Regions from separate parts of the Homo sapiens genome. Here region 2 is linked to region 1. A link is an interaction called in ENCODE POLR2A ChIA-PET data of the cell type or tissue named here. Cell type or tissue: OCI-LY7. All regions are shown on one strand. Links, peaks and the distances in the headings refer to the core of each region. The heading gives the core; the rest is flanking DNA. Region 1 has its middle 34 kb from the start of USP7. Region 2 overlaps USP7 (ubiquitin specific peptidase 7).

Region 1 (10,908 bases), core at 1,341-9,340:
CTACAAAAAATTTAAAGATTAGCTGGGAGTCGGCCGGGTGCGGTGGCTCACGCCTGTAATCCCAGCACTTTGGGAGGCTGAGGCGGGCGGATCACGAGGTCAAGAGACAGAGACCACGGTGAAACCCTGTCTCTATTAAAAATACAAAAAAATTAGCGGGGCGTTGTGGTGGGTGCCTGTAGTCCCAGCTACTCGGGAGGCTGAGGCATGGGAATGGCGTGAACCCAGGAGGCGGAGCTTGCAGTGACCTGAGATCGCGACACTGCACTCCAGCCTGGGAGGCAGAGCAAGACTCCGTCTCAAAAAAAAAAAAAAAAAGATTAGCCAGGAGTGGTGGCACACCCATGTGGTCCCAGCTCCTTGGGAGGCTGAGGCAGGAGAATCACTTAAGCCTGGCAGGTCAAGGCTGCTGCGAGCTATATTCAAGCCATTGCACTCCAGACTGGGTGACACAGTGAGACTCTTTCTCAAAAAAAAAAAAGAAAAGAAAACACCATGTAATAATAATATGGATTCACAGTGGTAAGTGCTCATTGCACACTCAGCTCTGTGCTGAAGACATCATTGTCCCTACAAGGTGCATATTATCATCCCCATTCCACAGATGAGGTAATGGAAGCCAGAACAGTGAAGTGACTTGCCTAGGATCACACACCTACCAAGAAGGGGAGGCATGACTTGAATCCAGGTCCCTGGGATGCCACAGCCACATCCTGTATGTGCTAAGAGAGCTGATGCTAATCAGAAGGTCTTGCATGACAGTCTAGAAAATTTGGACTCACTCACACAGAAGTCAGTGCTGGCAGGTTTTTGGAAAGGAGCTTAGTGGTGCTTTGGGAGACGGATTTGGCAGTGGTGCTTGGAGTCTCAGCGGGTTGTCATAATTCCAGGGAATATTCCAAGAGGTGTCTAAGATTGGTAAAGGCAGGCTGGGCACAGTGGCTCGCACCTGTAATCCTAGCACTTTGGGAGGCCGAGGCGGGCAGATCACAAGATCAGGAGGTCGAGGCCAGCCTGGCCAGCATGGTGAAACCCCATCTCTACTAAAAATACAAAAAAATTAGCTGGGCCTGGTGGTGCGTGCCTGTAATCCCAGCTACTCAGGAGGCTAAGGCAGGAGAATCACTTCAACCCAGGAGGCAGAGGTTGCAGTGAGCCGAGATCGTGCCACTGCACTCCAGCCTGGGCAATAGAGTGAGACTCTGTCTCAAAAAAAAAAAAAAAGATTGGTAAAGGGGCGGGTGCAGTGGCTCACACCTATAATCCCAGCACTTGGGAGGCTGAATCGGGTGGATCACTTGAGCCCAGGAGTTCAACACAATGTAGAAAGACCTCATCTCTACCAAAAATTTTTGTTAAATAAAATTAGCCAGGTATGGTGACACTTGCCTGTGGTCCCAGGTACTTAGGAAGCTGAGGTGGAAGGATCATTTGAGCCTGGGAGGTCGAGGCTGCAGTGAGCCATGATCCTACCACTGCACTCCAGCCTGGGTGACAGAGCAAGACTCTGTTTCAAAAAAAAAAGCAAGAAGAAACAGGTGGAAATAATTTTAGCGACATATTTTATTTAACCCAGTATGTGCAAAATATTATCATCTCAACTTAAAAAGTATTAACTAGGCCCAGCAAGGGATTGGGGTGCTTTAACTAACATTTTGGAAGCTCCTTCCGGCCAGGCTCGGTGGCTCATCCCTGTAATCCCACTGCTTTGGGAGGCCAAGGTGGGTAGATCACCTGAGGTCAGGAGTTTTACACCAGACTGGCCAACATGTCAAAACCCCATCTCTACTCAAAATGCAAAAAAAAAAACAAAAAAAATTAGCCAGGCTTGGTGGCTCACACCTGTAGTCCCAGCCACTCGAGAGGCTGAGGCAGGAGAATCACTTGAACCAAGAGGCAGAGGTTGCAGTGAACTGAGATCTTGCCAATGCAGTCCAGCCTGGGTGACACAGGGAGACTCCATCTCCAAAACAAAAAAGCTCCTTCCTTTCTTCCCCTAGTAAGTTAAATGCTGGAGTTCACCATTGTGTGTGATTAGTCGGACTTTCTAGGTTGAAATCTCTGCTCTGTTTCATACTGCTGTGTGACCTTAGACAAATTCCTTAATCTCTCTGTGCCTCAGGAGGCACACCTGTCTATCTATAAGGAGGAATGATAATAATATAACTTACCTTGGGGGTTGTTGCAAGGAGTACATATTAAGCACTTAGACAAGCAGTGAGCATGTGGTTAGCATCCTTTTTGTACACTTGGAAAGGTTTTCCGCTCCTAAATTAATGATATGCAAGAGGCTGGGCACAGTGGTTCAGGCCTGTAATCCCAGCACTTTGGGAGGCTGAGATGGGCGAATCACCTGAGATCAGGAGTTTGAGACAAGCCTGGCCACATGGTAAAACCCCGTCTCTACTAAAAATACAAAAATTAGCTGGGCATGGTGGCGCACGCCTGTAATCTCAGCTACTCAGGAGGCTGAGGCACAAGAATCGCTTGAACCTGGGTGGTGGAGGTTGCAGTGAGCCGAGATCACTCCACTGCACTCCAGCCTGGGTGACAGAGTGAAACTGTGTCTCAAAATAAATCAACAAATAAAAAGGCCAGGCACAGTGTCTCACACCTGTAATCCCAACACTTTGACAGGCCAAAGTGGTGAGATAGTTCGAACCCAAGAATTCAAGACCAGCTTGGGCAACATAGTGAGACCTCATCTCTGAAAAAAATTTTTAAAGAATTGTCTGGACACAGAGGCTCAAGCCTGTAATCCCAGCACTTTGGGAGGCTAAAGCAGGTGGATCACTTGAGTCCGAAAGTTTGAGACCAGCCATGGCCAACTCCCCACCACCCCCCCAGCCCATCTCTACAAAACAATACAAAAATTAGTCAGGCGTGGTGGTGCACACTTTTAGTCCCAGCTACCAGCTAGTAGGGAGGCTGAGTTGGAAGCATTGCTCGAGCTCAGGAGTTCAAGGCTACAGTGAGCCATGATTGTGCCACTGCACTATAGCTTGGGAAAACAGTCCCAGACCCCTGTCTCAAAAAAAAAAAAAAGCCAGGCATGGTGGCTCACACCTGTAATCTCAGCACTTTGAGAGGCCGAGGCAGGCACATCACCTGAGATCAGGAGTTTGAGACCATCCTGGCCAACATGGTGAAACCCTGTCTCTACTAAAAATACAAAAATTAGCTGGGTGTGGTGGCCCATGCCTGTAATCCCAGCTACTGGGGAGGCTGAGGCAGGAGAATTGCTTGAACCCGAGAGGCGAAGGTTCCAATGAGCCAAGATCGAGCCACTGCTCTTCAGCCTATGCTACAGAGTGAGACTCCATCTCAAAATAAATAAATAAATAAATAAATAAATAAATAAATAAATAAGGCCAGGCGCAGGGGCTCACATCTGTAATCCCAGCACGTTGCGAGGCTGAGGCAGGCAGATAACCTGAGATCAGGAGTTTGAAACCAGCATGGCCAACATGGCAAAACCCCGTCTCTACTAAATATACAAAAATTAACCTGGCATGGTGGCAGGTGCCTGTAATCCCAGCTACTCAGGAGGCTGAGGCAGGAGAATCGCTTGAACCTGGGAGGTGGAGGTTGCAGTGAGCCGAGATCATGCCACTGCATTCCAGCCTGGGTGACAGCAAGATTCCATCTCAAAAAAAAAAAAAAAAAATAGCCATGGTGGCACACACCTGTAGTCCCAGCTATTCAGGAGGCTGAGGCTGGGGGATTACTTGAGCCCGAGAGGTCAAGGCTGCAAGACTCTGTTTCAAAAAAAGAAAAAAAAAAGTGACTATTTTAAAGAATGAATGCAGGTTAGGCCGGGCGCGGTAGCTCACGCCTGTAATCCCAGCACTTTGGCAGGCCGAGGCGGGCAGATCACGAGGTCAGGAGATTGAGACCATCCTGGCTAACACGGTGAAACCCTGTCTCTACTAAAAGTACAAAAAATTAGCCGGATGTGGTGGCGGGCGCCTGTAGTCCCAGCTACTCGGGAGGCTGAGGCAGGAGAATGGCGTGAACCCGGGAGGCGGAGTCTGCAGTGAGCCGAGATAGCGCCACTGCACTCCAGCCTGGGGACAGAGCAAGACTCCGTCTCAAAAAATAAAATAATAATAATAATTTAAAAAAGGAATGAATGCAGGTTAATCACTTAAAACAGTGCCTGAATGGCTGGGCAAGGTGGTTCACACCTGTAATACCAGCATGGCCGAGGCAGGTGGATCACCTGAGGGCAGGAGTGACCAGCCTGCCCAACATGGCGAAACCCCGTCTCTACTAAAAATACAAAAAATTAGATGGGCGTGGTGGCAGGCGCCTGTAATCCCAGCTACTCAGGAGGCTGAGGCAGGAGAATCGCTTGAACCTGGGAGGTGGAGGTTGCAGTGAGCCAAGATCACACCATTGCACTCCAGCCTGGGTGACAAGAGCAAAACTCAGTCTCAAAAACAAACAAAAAACCAAAAAAAAAAAAAAGAGAAAAACAACAGTGCCTGATACATGATAGATATTCAACAATTATTAGCTCCCATTATTCCTGTTGTTGTTATGAGTTGTCTTGCAGAAACGGGGGTGATAGGACATGGATGCTTCAAGCTAATCCTCATACTGGTGTGATTAAGGGCATTAGCCTGGAAGCCAGACAGACCCAGCTGTGCCATTTACTAGCTGAGTGACTCATTTATATTACATAACTTCTTTGAGTTCAGTTTTCTCAAATGTGAAATGAGAGTAATATCTACATATATCCACCAGATGTTTTTGGCTGTAAGGAACAGAAATTGGTTAGAACCATAAGAGAATATATTATCCCACATAGCAAAAATCCCAGAAGGCCATTTCTGGCCTTCAGAAATGGCTGATCCAGTATCCAGTGCCCGGTGAGGTGGCTCACGCCTGCAGTCCCACCTACTCGGGAGGTTGTGGTAGGAGAATCGCTTGAACCCGGGAGGCGGAGGTTGCAGTGAGCTGAGATCGCGCTACTGCACTTCAACCTAGGGGACAAGAGCCAAACTCCGTCTTAAAAAAAAAAAAAAAGAAAAAGAAAAAAAAGGCCTGGCGTGGTGGCTCACGCTTGTAATCCCAGCACTTTCGGAGGCTGAGGCGGGCGGATCATGAGGTTAGGAGTTTGAGACCAGCCTGGCCAACACAGTGAAACCCCGTCTCTACTAAAAATACAAAAATTAGCTAGGCGTGGTGGCAGGCGCCTATGGTGCCAGCTACTCGGGAGGCTGAGGCAGGAGAATCGCTTGAACCCGGGAAGCGGAGGCTGCAGTGAGGCGAGATCGTGCCACTGCACTCCAGCTAGGTGACACAGGAAGACTCCGTCTAAAAAAAAAAATAAAAAAGAAAAGGCTGATCAAGAAGCTGAACCTGGTCACCAAGGACCCAGAAACTTTCCATCTCTATATCTAAGGTTCACCTTCAGGTTAAGATTCATTTCGTTTTCGCTTTTGTTTGGAAACACGGTCTGGCTATGTCACCCAGGCTGGAGCATAGTGGCACTATGATAACTCACTGCATCCTCAAACTCCTGGGTTCATAAACCCTCATCCCAGCCTCAAAGTTGTGGGGTATTTTTGTTTTTGTTTTTGTTTTTGTTTTTCGTGTTTGCTAGATGGCTTCTGGTGATAATTCAGGCCACATGCCTTGTTGTTCATATCCAGTGAGCAATAGACAGTCCTTCCCCATCGTGAAATAAAATTCCTTCCTTTCAATATAATTGGTCGAATATAAGTCTCATACCCACCCATAGACTGAGAACCCATTCACATGGTGGGATGCCTGAAGCTGATTGGCTTAGGTCTGTCTACTTGAACCAATCACAGGCAGGGAAATGGGATAACCATGTTCAGACCAATCAGAGCCCATCCCTGGAGCTGGGAGTGGGGCTGGCCCCCCGCAGTCACATGGGCTACATGCAGGCGTTTGGTCTTAAGAAAATGCAGAGTGGATGCAGAGTTGCAATCCACAGTGTCCCTTATGCTGCCTCTCGGGGTTCTCAACAAGATTAAATAAGAAAATGTCTTTAAAGCACTTAGCACAGTATCTCACACCTATTATTAAGCTTTTCTGTGTTGTTAGTAGGAGCTGAATTGAGTGCACGGAGCTGCTAAATTGGTTACTAAAAGAGAGAACAGAGAGTACCGGTGAGATTAATTTTTTTTGATACAGTTAACACAGAAACAGTATAAATATTCTTAACCATTTGCCAGCTATCAGGAGCCTTGTAGACAGAGGCTAATGCAGTCAGGACACAATGCTTTAGCTTAATCTGACATAATGTTCAGAAGAAAGTAATAACTGAAAACAAATGAAGTGACTGATTCTGGGGTGCAAACAGAGGTGCCTTCACGGGAGAGTCATGAAGCTTGAGCTTTGGGATCCTAAATTGTCCCTTCCTAAATCCTAGAAGGGATCCTAGCAATTTTTGTTGTTTTTTGTTGTTTTGTTTTGTTTTGTTTTGAGATGGAGTCTCGCTCTGTCGCCCAGGCTGGAGTGCAATGGCTTGACCTCGACTCACTGCAACCTCCATCTCCCAGGTTCAAGCGATTCCTGTGCCTCAGCCTCCAGAGTAGCTGGGACTACAGGCGTGCACCACCACACCTGGCTAATTTTTGTATTTTTAGTAGAGACCAGGTTTCACGATGTTCACCATGGCTGGTCTCAAACTCCTGACCTCAAGTGATCCCCTCGCCTCAGCCTCTCGAAGTGCTGGGATTACAGGCTTGAGCCGCTGTGCCTGGCCAATCCTAGAGAAAATTCTGATTGGTCCAGCCTGAGTCACATGCCTGTCTATTGAGCCAATCCAGTGGCCAGGGGGAGGAGTCAGTCTGACCAGCCTTAGGCATACGGAGAGATGAGAAGAGACAGGACCACCTGAAGTTCTCCCAGAGAAACGTAGAGAAAAGGAGATGAAAATGCACATTGTGGCAGGGAGCGGTGACTCACGCCTGTAATCCCAGCACTTTGGGAGGCTGAGGCAGGCGGATCACTTGAGGTCAGGAGTTCGAGACCAGCCTGGCCAACATAGTGAAACCCCATCTCTACTAAAAATACAAAATAGTCAGCCAGGCATGGTGGCGAGTGCCTGTAGTCCCAGCTACTCGGGAGGCTGAGGCATGAGAACTGCTTGAACCTAGGAGGCCGACGTTGCAGTGAGCCAAGATAGCGCCACTGCACTCCAGCCTGGTTGACCGAGCAAGACTCTGTCTCAAAAAAAGAAAGAAAGAAAATGCACATTCAACTACACAGTCCCTTAAGCCAAAGGACCGCAGCCACCTCTTCCAAGCACGTCGTGTTATCACTGAGGGTACTGTGACCTAGCAGGCGACATTTAGATTTACACAAGGTTGCCAGGTGCGGTGGCTCACGCCTGTAATCCCAGCACTTTGGGAGGCCGAGGCGGGCGGATCACGAGGTCAGGAGATCGAGACCATCCTGGCTAACACGGTGAAACCCCATCTCTACTAAAAATACAAAAAAATTAGCCAGGCATGGTGGCGGGTGCCTGTAGTCCCAGCTACTTAAGAGGCTGAGGCAGGAGAATGGTGTGAACCCAGGAGGCGGAGCTTGCAGTGAGCCAAGATCGCGCCACTGCACTCCAGCCTGGGGACAGAGCGAGACTCCGTCTCAAAAAAAAAAAAAAAAAAAAAAAAAAAAGATGTACACAAGGTTATGCTATGTTTGCAGAGTAGATCAATCCATATTATGAAATCATGGATCTGGCCGGGCTGGGTGGCTCGCACCTGTAATCCCAGCACTTTGGGAGGCTGACTGGCCAACATGGCAAAACCCTGTCTCTACTAAAAAATACAAAAATTAGCTGGGTAGGGTGGCGGGTGCCGGTAATCCCAGCTACTCAGGAGGCTGAGGCAGGAGAATCGCTTGAACCTGGGAAAGGGAAGTTGCAGTGAACCAAGACAGTGCCACTGCACTCCAGCCTGGGCGACAGAGTGAGGCCCTGTCTCAAACAAACAAACAAACAAATCATGGATCTGATATAAAATAATCCTACTCCTGGTGTTTTACAGAGCAGGGAGAAATCACCACATTCACCGTGAAAATGACATGGACTCACTGTCCTGGGCCTTGTGACCCAGAGAAATGGAAAAGACCTGTAGTCAAACTGTCTAGCAGGACGCTTTTAGGGTTCATGGAAAGGATTTCTTTTAATATACCCATGGAGCATTCTCCTTGTGGAAGCTACTCTCACTGATGCCAGAGCTGCTTCCTAGAATAGCTACAGTTCAGGGGGGTGGAAGTGGGTATATTCTCATCCATCAACCACAAAGAGTCAAACATCATTTTTCATCACTACCTCCAGGGACACCCAGCATCACCACCACCAACTCTTCCTTGGTAAACTGGGTATAATCCCAATCTCACCTCTCCGGGGTGTTTGGCAAGTCTCTCCCTGTCAATACAGGAGAATGATAGCTGTAACCAAATGCTTCCTCTGTTGTTAGGCATCTGCTGAGCCAGGAATGCAGCTATCTTAAGCAAAAGGGAGGGTTTGCTATAAGGATCAGTATCCTTATAGCATCTTGCAAAACCTAAAGGCCCCAGGAGGGCCCAGAAATGGAAGCCATCAGAAACACTGGCCAGGGGTCGGGCACAGTGGCTCACGTCTATAATCCCGGCACTTTCGGAGGCCGAGATGGGTGGATCACCTGAGCTCAGGAGTTCGAGATCAGCCTGGGCAACATGTTGAAACCCCGTCTCTACTAAAAATACAAAAATTAGCTGGTCGTGGTGGCACATGCCTGTGGTCCCAACTACTTGGGAGGCTGAGGCAGAAGGATCACTTGAGCCTGGGAGCAGAGATCACGCCACTGCACTCCAGCCTCAGCAACAGGATGAGATCCTGTCTCAAAAACAGAAAGAAAGAAAGGCCAGGCGCGGTGGCTCATGCCTGTAATCTCAGCACTTTGGGAGGCCAAGGCAGGCAGATCACTTGAGGTCAGGAGTTCGAGACCAGCCTGATCAGCATAGAGAAACCCTGTCTCTACTAAAAATACAAAATTAGCCAGATGTGGTAGCACATGCCTGTAATCACAGCTACTCAGAAGGCTGAGGCAGGAGAATCGCTTGAACCTGGGAGGCGATGGTTGCGGTGAGCTGAGATTGCACCATTGCACTCCAGCCCGGACAACAAGGGCAAAACTCCATCTCAAAAAAGAAAAAAAAAGAAAAGAAAAAAGAAAAGAAAAAGAAAAAAGAAACGCTGGCCAGGGTGAGTGTGGTGGCTGTGGCCTGTAATCCAAAACTTTGGGAGGCTGAGGCAGGCAGATCTCTTAAGGTCAGGAGTTTGAGACCAGCCTGGTCAACACGGTGAAACCCTGTCTCTACTAAAAACACAAAAATTAGCTGGGCTCGATGGTACTCACCTGTAATCCCAGCTACTCGGGAGGCTGAGGCAGATGAATCTCTTGAACCCAGGAGGCAGAGGTTGCAGTGAGCCAAGATCCCGCCACTGCATTCCAGCCTGGGCAACAGAGCCAGACTCCATCTCAAAAAATATATATATAAATAAAAAATAAAATCAGCTTGGATCAGGTGCAGTGGCTCACACCTGTTATCCCAGCACTTTGGGAGGCCAAGGCAGGAAGATCACATGAGGCCAGAAGTTTGAGACCAGCCTGGCCAACATGGTGAAACCACATCTTTGCTAAAAAGACAAAAATTAGCTGGGCGTGCTGGTGGGCGCCTGTAATCCCAGCTACTCTGGAGGCTGAGGCAGCAGAATCGCTTGAACCCAGGAGGCAGAGGTTGCAGTAAGCCAAGACTGCACCACTGCACTCCAGCCTGGGTGACAGAACAAGACCTTGTCTTTAAAAAGAAAATAAAAATCAAAAATAGCTGATTAGCAATCTTAATTTCTGCTTGACGTGAGGTAACATATGCACAGGTTCTGGGGATTAGGGTGTGGACATGTTTGGGGAGCCATGATTCTGCCCATCACAGCAGCCCTCTGAGGAAATGAGTAACTGGAGCAGCCGCACATCAGGTCTCATTTTGCATCTTACATAGAATCCGGCTCTGCTGGCCGCTGCGAGCCAGGGGCTACCCTGGGACGCAGAGTGCATGTGGTTGTCACAAACTGCAAGAGACAAAAATAAGCACGGTCTCTCAGAGGCATCCCTGACCTCTGCAGAGGAGACAGGGACCACCAGGTACCAAACCTGCTATCTGCTTTATCTTCCCACTGTGTTGATTTGCATAGGGATAGGGGAATAATCATCAATGTTTATAGCAATAAAATAAGAAGCAATGTTTATAGCATAAGTGGTGCCCTGCTTAAAATAAGCCTATTGTTTTGGGGGGGGTGATTTTTTTTTTTTATTGTTGTTGTTGTTTTGTTTTTTTGGGATGGAGTTTCGCTCTTGTTGCCCAGGCTGGAGTGCACTGGTGCAATCTCGGCTCACCGCAACCTCCACCTCCCAGGTTCAAGCAATTCTCCTGCCTCAGCCTCCCAAGTAGCTGGGACTACAGGTGCGCGCCACCATGCCTGGTTAATTTTTGTATTTTTAGTAGAAATGTGGTTTCATCATGTTGGCCAGGATGGTCTCCATCTTTTGACTTCGTGATCCACCCACCTCAGCCTCCCAAAGTGCTGGGATTACAGGCGTGACCCACCACGCCTGGCTGTTTTTCTCTTTTTCCTTTTTTTTTTTTTTTTTTTTTTTTTTTTTTTCAGACAGAGTCTTGCTCTGTCACTCAGCCTGGAGTGCAGTGGTGCCATCATGACTCACTGCAAACTCCACCTCCTGGGCTCAGAGATCCTCCCACCTAAGCCTCCTGTAGTTGGAACTATAGGCATGCGCCACCATGCCTGGTTGGACTTCCTGTTCTTTGTGCTCATGGGAACCTGCCATATGCTTATGGTGTCTAGTCGATGAAGGCAGCACAGCC
Region 2 (8,000 bases), core at 1-8,000, 54 kb after region 1:
TAGCATCTGGGTCTGGTGCTGGAGCTGACTGACGTCTGCAGGGCATGCAGTCTTCGAGAGGTGGTGGGTGGGAGTGGGGAGCCAGGCAGTGCTGCGCTCCAAAGTGCCTGTCACCATGTCCAAGCTTCCAGGGCAGTAATGGAGCCTAAAGACCCTGGAGACAGAGAAATCCCCAGGCATAATGGCATGTGGCAGCTGCTTTACTCCCACCTTCCGAATTGCACACTGAGGGTCTCAAAAGTGGGAGCTGTGCAGGGAGGGGCATGGCATGCCCACCTAGCTGAGGCAGCATGGCACAAACCCATCAGGCAGTCCCACATCTGGAATAGCTAAGTTTTTGATGGCAGGATCCTGTCGAAGTCCTAAAAGACTTCACCCCTTAAAGAGCTTTTGGTGGGTGGGTTATAGCTACTGTTATTTACCATATAGAAATTAAGGCCAACCTTAAATGTTTATTGATTGAAAAATAAGCGCACACCTGTAATCCCAGCATTTTGGGAGGCTGAAGCGGGTGGATCACTTGAGGCCGGAAGTTCGAGACGAGCCTGGGCAACATGGTGAAACCCAGTCTTTTCTAAAAATACAAAAATTAGCTGGGTGTGGTGGTGCATGTCTGTAGTCCAGCTAATCAGGAGGCTGATGTGGGATAGTTGCTTGAACCTGGGAGGTGGAGGTTGCAGTGAGCCGAGATGGCACCACTGTACTTCGGCCTGGGTGATAAGAGTGAGACCCTGTGTGTGTGTGTGTTGGGGGGGGGAGTGCTGTGGAAAAACAATAAACCAGCACATGGTAATGTTGTATAAAAAATAATTATTTTCCAAGTAATGTTGTATAAAAAATAATTATTTTCCAAAAGTGTATTGAGAGGAATGGCATTGCTTTACATTTTTGTAAATTTCTTTATTGTCTGTTGTAATAGAAGACTTCATACCTGCTTGTGCATTCAGTCAGCTGCAGTGTAATTTTAATTAAAATATGAAAAAACCAATCTTACAGAGATATACTGAAAAAAACAGGAGGAATGCTTTAGTAGCCTTTTTGAATGATTGACTATTCTCTGATAACTACAGCAAAGCAAAACAAGTGGTAACTTAATGAAGGTTAATTCACCCCGCCCCATTACCTTAAGTTCGTCATGCACTTTCAGTGGATTTTTTCCAGTTGCATTTATTGGCCGTTTGGAAAATATGGATTCATCAAGTTTTACAGGTCTGCTAAATGTTGATACATTTTATTATACAGTTATATTAAAAAGTTGAGTTTATATGCCCAGACATTGGCGTTGTTGGAAACGCCTGCTGCTGTTTGCTCTGTAGGTGGAGCCTTCTGCGTGCTGGCAGATGGCTGAGTGGTTGAGCGTGAGTGGCTGTGTGGAGGCCGCCTTTGCATCTGCTGGTGTGTGGGGCTGGGGTATAGGCCAGTGACCAGATTATTGGAGGTGTGCCTTTGCCATGCCTGTATGCTCTTCAGAGTGTCAGTTCAGCTATTCTGACTTTTTAGTTGAGTTTTGTCCAGCTGTTGAGTTTTGTGAACTGTTGTTTATATATTTGAGATTTGAGTCTTTGTAAGATACGCGATTTGCAGATATTTTCTGCTGGTCTGTAGCTCGTGTGTATTCACTTAACAGCTTCTTTCTGGAGCATAAGTCTTTCTGGAGCAAAGTTGATCAACAGTTTTTTTCTTTATTTAGAGATGCGGTTTCACCATATTGGCCAGGCTGGTCTTGAACTCCTGGCCACAAGTGATCCTCCTGCCTCAGCCTCTCAAAGTGCTGGGATTACCGGCTTAAGCCACCGCCGCCTGCCATTTTTTTGTTGTTGTTGTGTTTTGTTTTTTTGAACCTTGCTTTTGGTATTATGTCCAAATATTTGCCCTACCCATCATGACAGATGTTTTCCTGTGTTTTCTTACAGTCTTGGGGTTTTACATTTCATTGTGAGCTACCTTTTGTATAAGGTGTGAGGTTTAGGTTGAGAGTCTTGTGGGGGAGGGGCTGTAGAGTCCATTTGTTCCATGACTTTTGTTAGAGACTGTCTTTGTCCGTTGAATTGCTTTTGTACCTTTGTCAAAAATCAAATGGGATCTGTTTCTGGACTCTTCCATTCTCCCCTGTCCGTTCCTTTGCCAGCAGTGCTGTCTTGATTATGGAAGCTTCATAATCAGGTAATGTGATTTCTCAATCAGTGCTGTTGTTTTTTTTAATTTTTACTTTTTTTTTGGAAGTGGGGTCTCGCTATGTTGCCCAGGCTGGTTTCTGACTCCTGGCCTCAAGCAGTCTTCTTGCCTTGGCTTCCTAAAGTGCTGGGATTATAGGGTATGAGCCACCACACCCAGTGGATCTGTGTTATTCAAAATTGTTTTACCTACTCAATCTTTTATTGTTCCATATAAATATTAGAATCAGCTTGTCCTTAGCTATGAAAAATCCTGCTTTTTAATTGGACTGTGTTTAAATGTATGGATTAATTTGGGGAGAACATCTTTACTGTGCTGTCTCCCACTCCATGGGCACGGTATGTCCCCAGTCTCAGTGATTTTCCTCTTATGAATGGCTAGCATTCACAGTACATCACTAGTGCACAGAAATGTTCAAGGTGTCTGTTGGTTTATAGGTTGAACTGTTCCCAAAGCCCCCACTAACCCATGAACAAATAAAACAAGATTTCCTTTGCTACTCTCTGGACAACTAGTCTTCCCAGGAACTTTTTGTTTGTTTGTTTGAGACAGCATCTTGCTGTGTTGCCCAAGCTGGAGTACAGTGGCATGGTCTTGGCTCACTGCAACCTCCACCTCCCAGGTACAAACGATTCTTGTGCCTCAGCCTCCCGAGTAGCTGGGATTACAGGTGTGCACCACCACACCTGGCTATTTTTTTTTTGAAGATGGAATTTCGCTCTTGTTGCCCAGGCTGGAGTGCAGTGGCAGGATCTCGGCTCACTACAACCTCCACCTCCTGAGTAGCTGAGATTACAGGCGCCCGCCACCACACCCAGCTAATTTCTGTATTTTTATTTAGTACAGATGGGGTTTCATCATCTTGGTCAGGCTGGTCTTGAACTCCTGACCTCAGGTCTTTCATCTGCCTTGGTCTCCCAAAGTGCTGGGATTACAGGCGTGAGCCACTGCGCCCGGTCCACCCAGCTAATTTTTGTATTTTTAGTAGAGGCGAGGTTTCGCCATATTGGCCAGGCTGATCTCGAACTCCTGACCTCATTCGATCTGCCCCTCACTTCAGCCTCCCAAGTGCTGGGATCACAGGCATGAGCCACTGTGTCCAGCCGCCAGGAACTTTTCAAAATACCTTTGACGCTAGTTTTTCAAAAGATCTGACAGCCCTTGAATTGCAGGTGTTCCATGAGAGTCTGAGTAGGTCCCCTCTAAAGGGGATTAAAACCTGAATGGTGGTCTGTGTCTCCAGTGGCCTAGAGTAGACTGGCAGCCTGTGACATGGTGCAAAAGAGAAAAAAATAGTTTTCTTTCTGTGCTAGGTTGTTCCCTTTTGTGGTTTTATTCAAATAAAGGAACCTGTTTGAAGTTGGTTATGTTTGACTATTTTTAAAGGACTTACATTAGCACAACCAAGAGTATGTATAAAAATCTCCTTTCTACCTCTGACCTCATCCCCAGTCCCCAAACTGGCTTGTCTTTTCAAATAATTTTTAGGGAAAAACAGACATTTAAGAGAGGAAGCTGCTACTTAGTTGCCAAGGTGTAAATGGACCTTCCAGGCCACAAATAGCCCAGGCAATTCCTTTGTTCCAGGACTCTGGCCTCCTCCTGACTCCAGGCGGGCAGCTGTTGCACCCCCTCTCTCAGCTGCCAAGGGGGTGTCAAGCCTCAGCCAGTATTTTGGCTGTGCTTTTTTTTTTTTGCACCTCTGTTGCTCTGCGTATTTTTGCTTTTGTTTTAAGAGTAATGCATATTCCCGGAAACATTCAAACATGCAAGCAAAAAGGCAAGAAGGAGAGTTTCTGTTCCTCAGAGGGAACTACCATTATATACTTGATGTATTATGGATATTGTCCCAGTTCATCCTTTTTTGTTTGTTTTTAATTTCAGAGACGGGGGTCTCCCTATGTTTGCCCAGGCTGGTCTTGAACTCCTGTATACTGCCTCCCCCGCACCTTATAGTTTTGCTTTAAAACCCAATTATTGTAGAATAAGCAATACAATAAATTTAATAGAGAAATGAAATTTTAAAAACCAAAATGTTTTCCTGTGAAAAATTAAACTTATGTTTAAAGTTGTGCATCAGTGCACGAAGCACTGTTTGTGTTTATCCCCCAGCGTGAATGCTCATTTTCTTGGGGAATGGGTTTTTGTGGTAACATTTCAAAATGAGTGAAAGGACATTCAACATTTTGATTTTAATACATATTGCCTTTGGGAAGGACAGTTGACTCTAGAAAAGTGTGTTCCCGCCAGCCATTCGACTCTACCCATATGCTAGACCTTCAGTACTGGTGGGCATCTCCATTGCTTTTCACCGTTAATCCAGCAGAGGAAGAGTGGTATCCCACGTTAACGAGGGAGGTGGAGCCTGTTGGTTAGTCGTTTGTGTTTCTCATGGCATTGGGGCCCTGCATTCTCGGTGTTGATCCTTTGGCTCTTGTGTGTCACAGATCTCCATCCAGGTAGGGGCATCCCTTGCCCTAACTGCATCTGTGCAGCTCGGTTCCGGCCGTGCGTGCTGCAACTTCTACTTGCATTGTGCTGCACAGTTGAGCAGATAATCCTGTTTCTTTTGCGGAGCAGACTATACATGTAGAAGCAGTACAGGCGTAATTATAAGCTCTTTACTTGTGCTGTATATTAAACCCCTCTCAGTGCACAACACAGCATTAAAACCAATCATCAGTGTTTGGACAGGCACTTTTGGTAGTTAGGATGATCTCTAGGGAACAGATGATTTTTACATAATGAAGCTAAACTGAAAGCTCCAAACAAATAGTTTTATTTAAGGATCACATATTATATGTGGCCTTCTTTGGGGCTTGGTTTTCATATAGCTAATTTACATCAGGATTATTTCAGCATATAGAGCAAAGCGTCAAAGTGGGTCCACTTTGAACACTCAGGCTCCACTGCCTTAAAGCCAGGTGGTCGGCTGACCTCAGGGCCCGCAGTGCCTGAAAAGGTACAGAACTGAAGGCAACCTAGCTTAGTAGGACAGGACTGTCCCCTGGAAATGGCTTTCCAGCCAGCCTAATGAGGGTGCATATGGCCAAATAACTGGAGGGTATAAAATCACAAAGTGGCTGGATGTGGTGGCTCATGTCTGTAACCCCAACACTTTTGGAGGCCGAGCTGGGAGATTGCTTGAGGCCAGGAGTTCAAGACCAGCCTGGACAACATAGTGAGACCCAGTCTCTACAAAAAAATACAGAAACTAGCTGAGTGTGGTGGTGTGCGCCTGTAGTCCCAGCTGCTCAAGAGCTTGAGGTGGGAGGATTGCTTGAGCCTGGGAGGTCATGGCTGCAGTGAGCCATGGTGGCACCACTGCACTCCAGCCTGCCCAACAGAGCGAGACCCTGTCTCAAAAATAAATAAGCCGTAAGCCAAATATTGTTAATAAGACCAGAGGGATTCAGAGTTACTTAGGAGGGCCCCCGTTTTAGAGTACACAGGGATCTACTTTGACAGGCTGGGGTGAGGTGCAGGTGGTCAGACCCTCACAGTGCTGCAGAACAGCAAAGGAGCTTGTCAGGAGACCCCTAGCATGTGATAAGGGTGGGACAGACCCCACTGCTTGATATTTGGCAAGGGCTGGTACCAGGATTCCCATGCTGGGGCTGTCTCAGGTCCGACAGACTCTCCACTGGGCATCCCAGTCACTCCGAGTGTCCCAGTACCTCCCAAGGACATGGATGGCTTCCTGTTCATTGGGTGGAGCACCTGCTGGGAGGGAACATTTTAGAGTGAAGTTAAGAATGCTTATCGTGGCCTTCAAGGCCCTCCATAGCTTTGGCCCTGCCCACCTTCCCCTTCCCACTGCCCTGTTCCTGTTCCTGTTGCGGTTTGCTCTACCTGGACTGCACTTTTCCATCTCTGGCCGGCAGGCTTCTTGCACTCTGTGCTTGCCACAGAATTTGCCACTCTGTGCTTGCCAGTTGTCTCCTCCTTCATGACTAAGGGACATGAACCAGCCCTGTGGCTGTCACTGTGTGCGTTTGCCCTCTATTGCAATGATCACCAAGGGACTTGCCTCCCACTTCCTAGTGAGCACCAGGAGACCAGGAGGCGTGTCCACCCAGTTCCCTGCCGAACCCTGGGCCCAGCCCATCTGTCAGAGACGGAGGCTTGGAAGGGTCAGTGGCTGGCCGGTGGTCTCACACCTGGGGAGAGGCAGGCCTGACTTCACAGCACGCACCACCCAACACAGCTGATCCTGGCTCTGCCCGTCCCCTCACTCCTCACCACACCAACACGGCCTGGTCTTTGTCTTTCCTGGTACCAAGCAAGGCTACAAGGTACTAGAAGGAAGATACTAAGCGAATTGGCAGACTAACTTATTTACACTCTGATGTTGCTATCGTGCGTGGACAAAAAAGCCGAAATGTGTTTTGGCTTAGGACAAGTTACTGGACATGTCGGTTGACCTGCGAGAAGAGGGTGGGCTCTGCTGAAATGCGGCTGGAGATACGTGCCTTTACCCCTCAGGTCCTTCCTGTCTGGAAAAGTAACGTATTAGGCTACAGAATAAGATGTTTTCTTTGTTAAAAAGTTGTTAACCGCAGACTGCAGGATATGTAGGGTATGTCCACCCTTTAGGGGATGCATGAAATCCTAGCTAATGGTAGCAGCTTAGAAAGGTGCTTTCAGGGTTATGTTTGAGCATAGTTAATTTTTCCACTTAGGTTCATGTTCTGGAATTGGCTCCTTCCAAGAGGTTTCAGGTATCCAGTCAGGCACAGAGGGCGTGAGGGCTGGGAAGTAATTTGGTGGTGGGGCGGGGGGTCCTCATGGGCATGGGGCATGGGCCCCATGTGAATTGGGCAGCAGCTCCTTGGCAAACATGGGCAGTGTGGCCTGGCCAGCACCTACCACTTTCCAATCAGTGGCTGGAAGGTGAACCTTGAGTCCCTGAGTGCTGGACGAGAAGAAGGGTCCTGGAGTGGGAGGAGAGAGAATTCTGTCCTGCTATTCCTGACTTTATTGTATCCTATTATGACCTTCACCCCCACTTGATTACCTCCAGGTTCTGGAGACTGTATATATTCCAGGTTCTGGACACTGTATATAAGTGATTCTCCTGCCTCAGCCTCCCAAGTAGCTTGGATTACAGGTGTGCGCCACCATGTCCGGCTAATATTCCAGGGCCCTACCTGAAGCCAGCTTGAGCTTCACCTAGGAGAGGCCTCGCAGAGGGGATTGATCTCACTCCACAGCCTCTGATCTTTCCCACTCCCTGGAAATGTCTAGAAGATGGCGGTCAGGAGCTTCTTAGGGAGTGTGGTAACTCCGTCTTTTTTGGCTGCCACCATCGTCCCTGTTTCTGTGGATGCCTCGGGAGCTTACAGGCTCCCACCTCTCCCTTTCTGATGCAGGGGCCATTGCTGTAACTGCCCCACCTCCCGCCCTGGGTTGCCTGGTCCCAAGGTAACCCCTGCCCTCCCACTCTGATCAACAGCCTTGATGGTGGCGCCCAGCTTCTTGGACATTCCTAGTACACCTTCTGCCTCTCGTTGTGTTCAAGAAGCCGAAGAGTTCTCCTGAGCACTGTGCTGGAGGCTGGTCCTGTGCTGGAGCTCACCAGAGCATTTGGCGGTGTTCTGGTTCTTGGATAACAGTGTTGACATTTGCCATTGGACAAAGCATGGTTAGCTACTTGCAGAGGCCAGATGTGTATATGACCTGGCTGTAGGATGCCTAGACAGGTGACCTGGCTATAGGATGCGTAGATAGGCAGCAGGATGGGAGCCACAGGACAGAGCTGTTTGTGAGAGCATCATTTGGAGTCACAAAAATACAGGAAAAACCTGGATGGAAACAGCCTTTTT

What was found. Peaks named below come from ENCODE experiments on the same cell type or tissue, not always from the same donor. Only the 100,000 strongest peaks of a DNase experiment are listed, where the experiment ranks them.
Region 2: POLR2A ChIA-PET joins it to region 1 with 15 read pairs; 13 of 35 experiments call an interaction of 5 or more read pairs at or near these places.

What each region holds. Positions count from the first base shown.
Region 1 is chr16:8,992,037-9,002,944 of GRCh38, reverse strand. No RefSeq gene overlaps it. Among named protein-coding and RNA genes, the nearest start is that of USP7, 34 kb to the right of the region's middle. RefSeq lists enhancers at 5,699-5,993, 10,659-10,908. In OCI-LY7, for the core only: no CTCF peak of the experiment used is centred there; no DNase peak of the experiment used is centred there.
Region 2 is chr16:8,940,104-8,948,103 of GRCh38, reverse strand. All of the region lies in intron 1 of USP7 (ubiquitin specific peptidase 7), which reads left to right. Among named protein-coding and RNA genes, the nearest start is that of USP7-AS1, 19 kb to the left of the region's middle. RefSeq lists an enhancer at 3,222-3,421. In OCI-LY7, for the core only: CTCF peaks have their summits at 1,118, 1,322, 2,982 and 3,271; DNase peaks (open chromatin) are centred at 1,353 and 3,433; H3K4me3 peaks cover 1,999 bases; H3K27ac peaks cover 406 bases.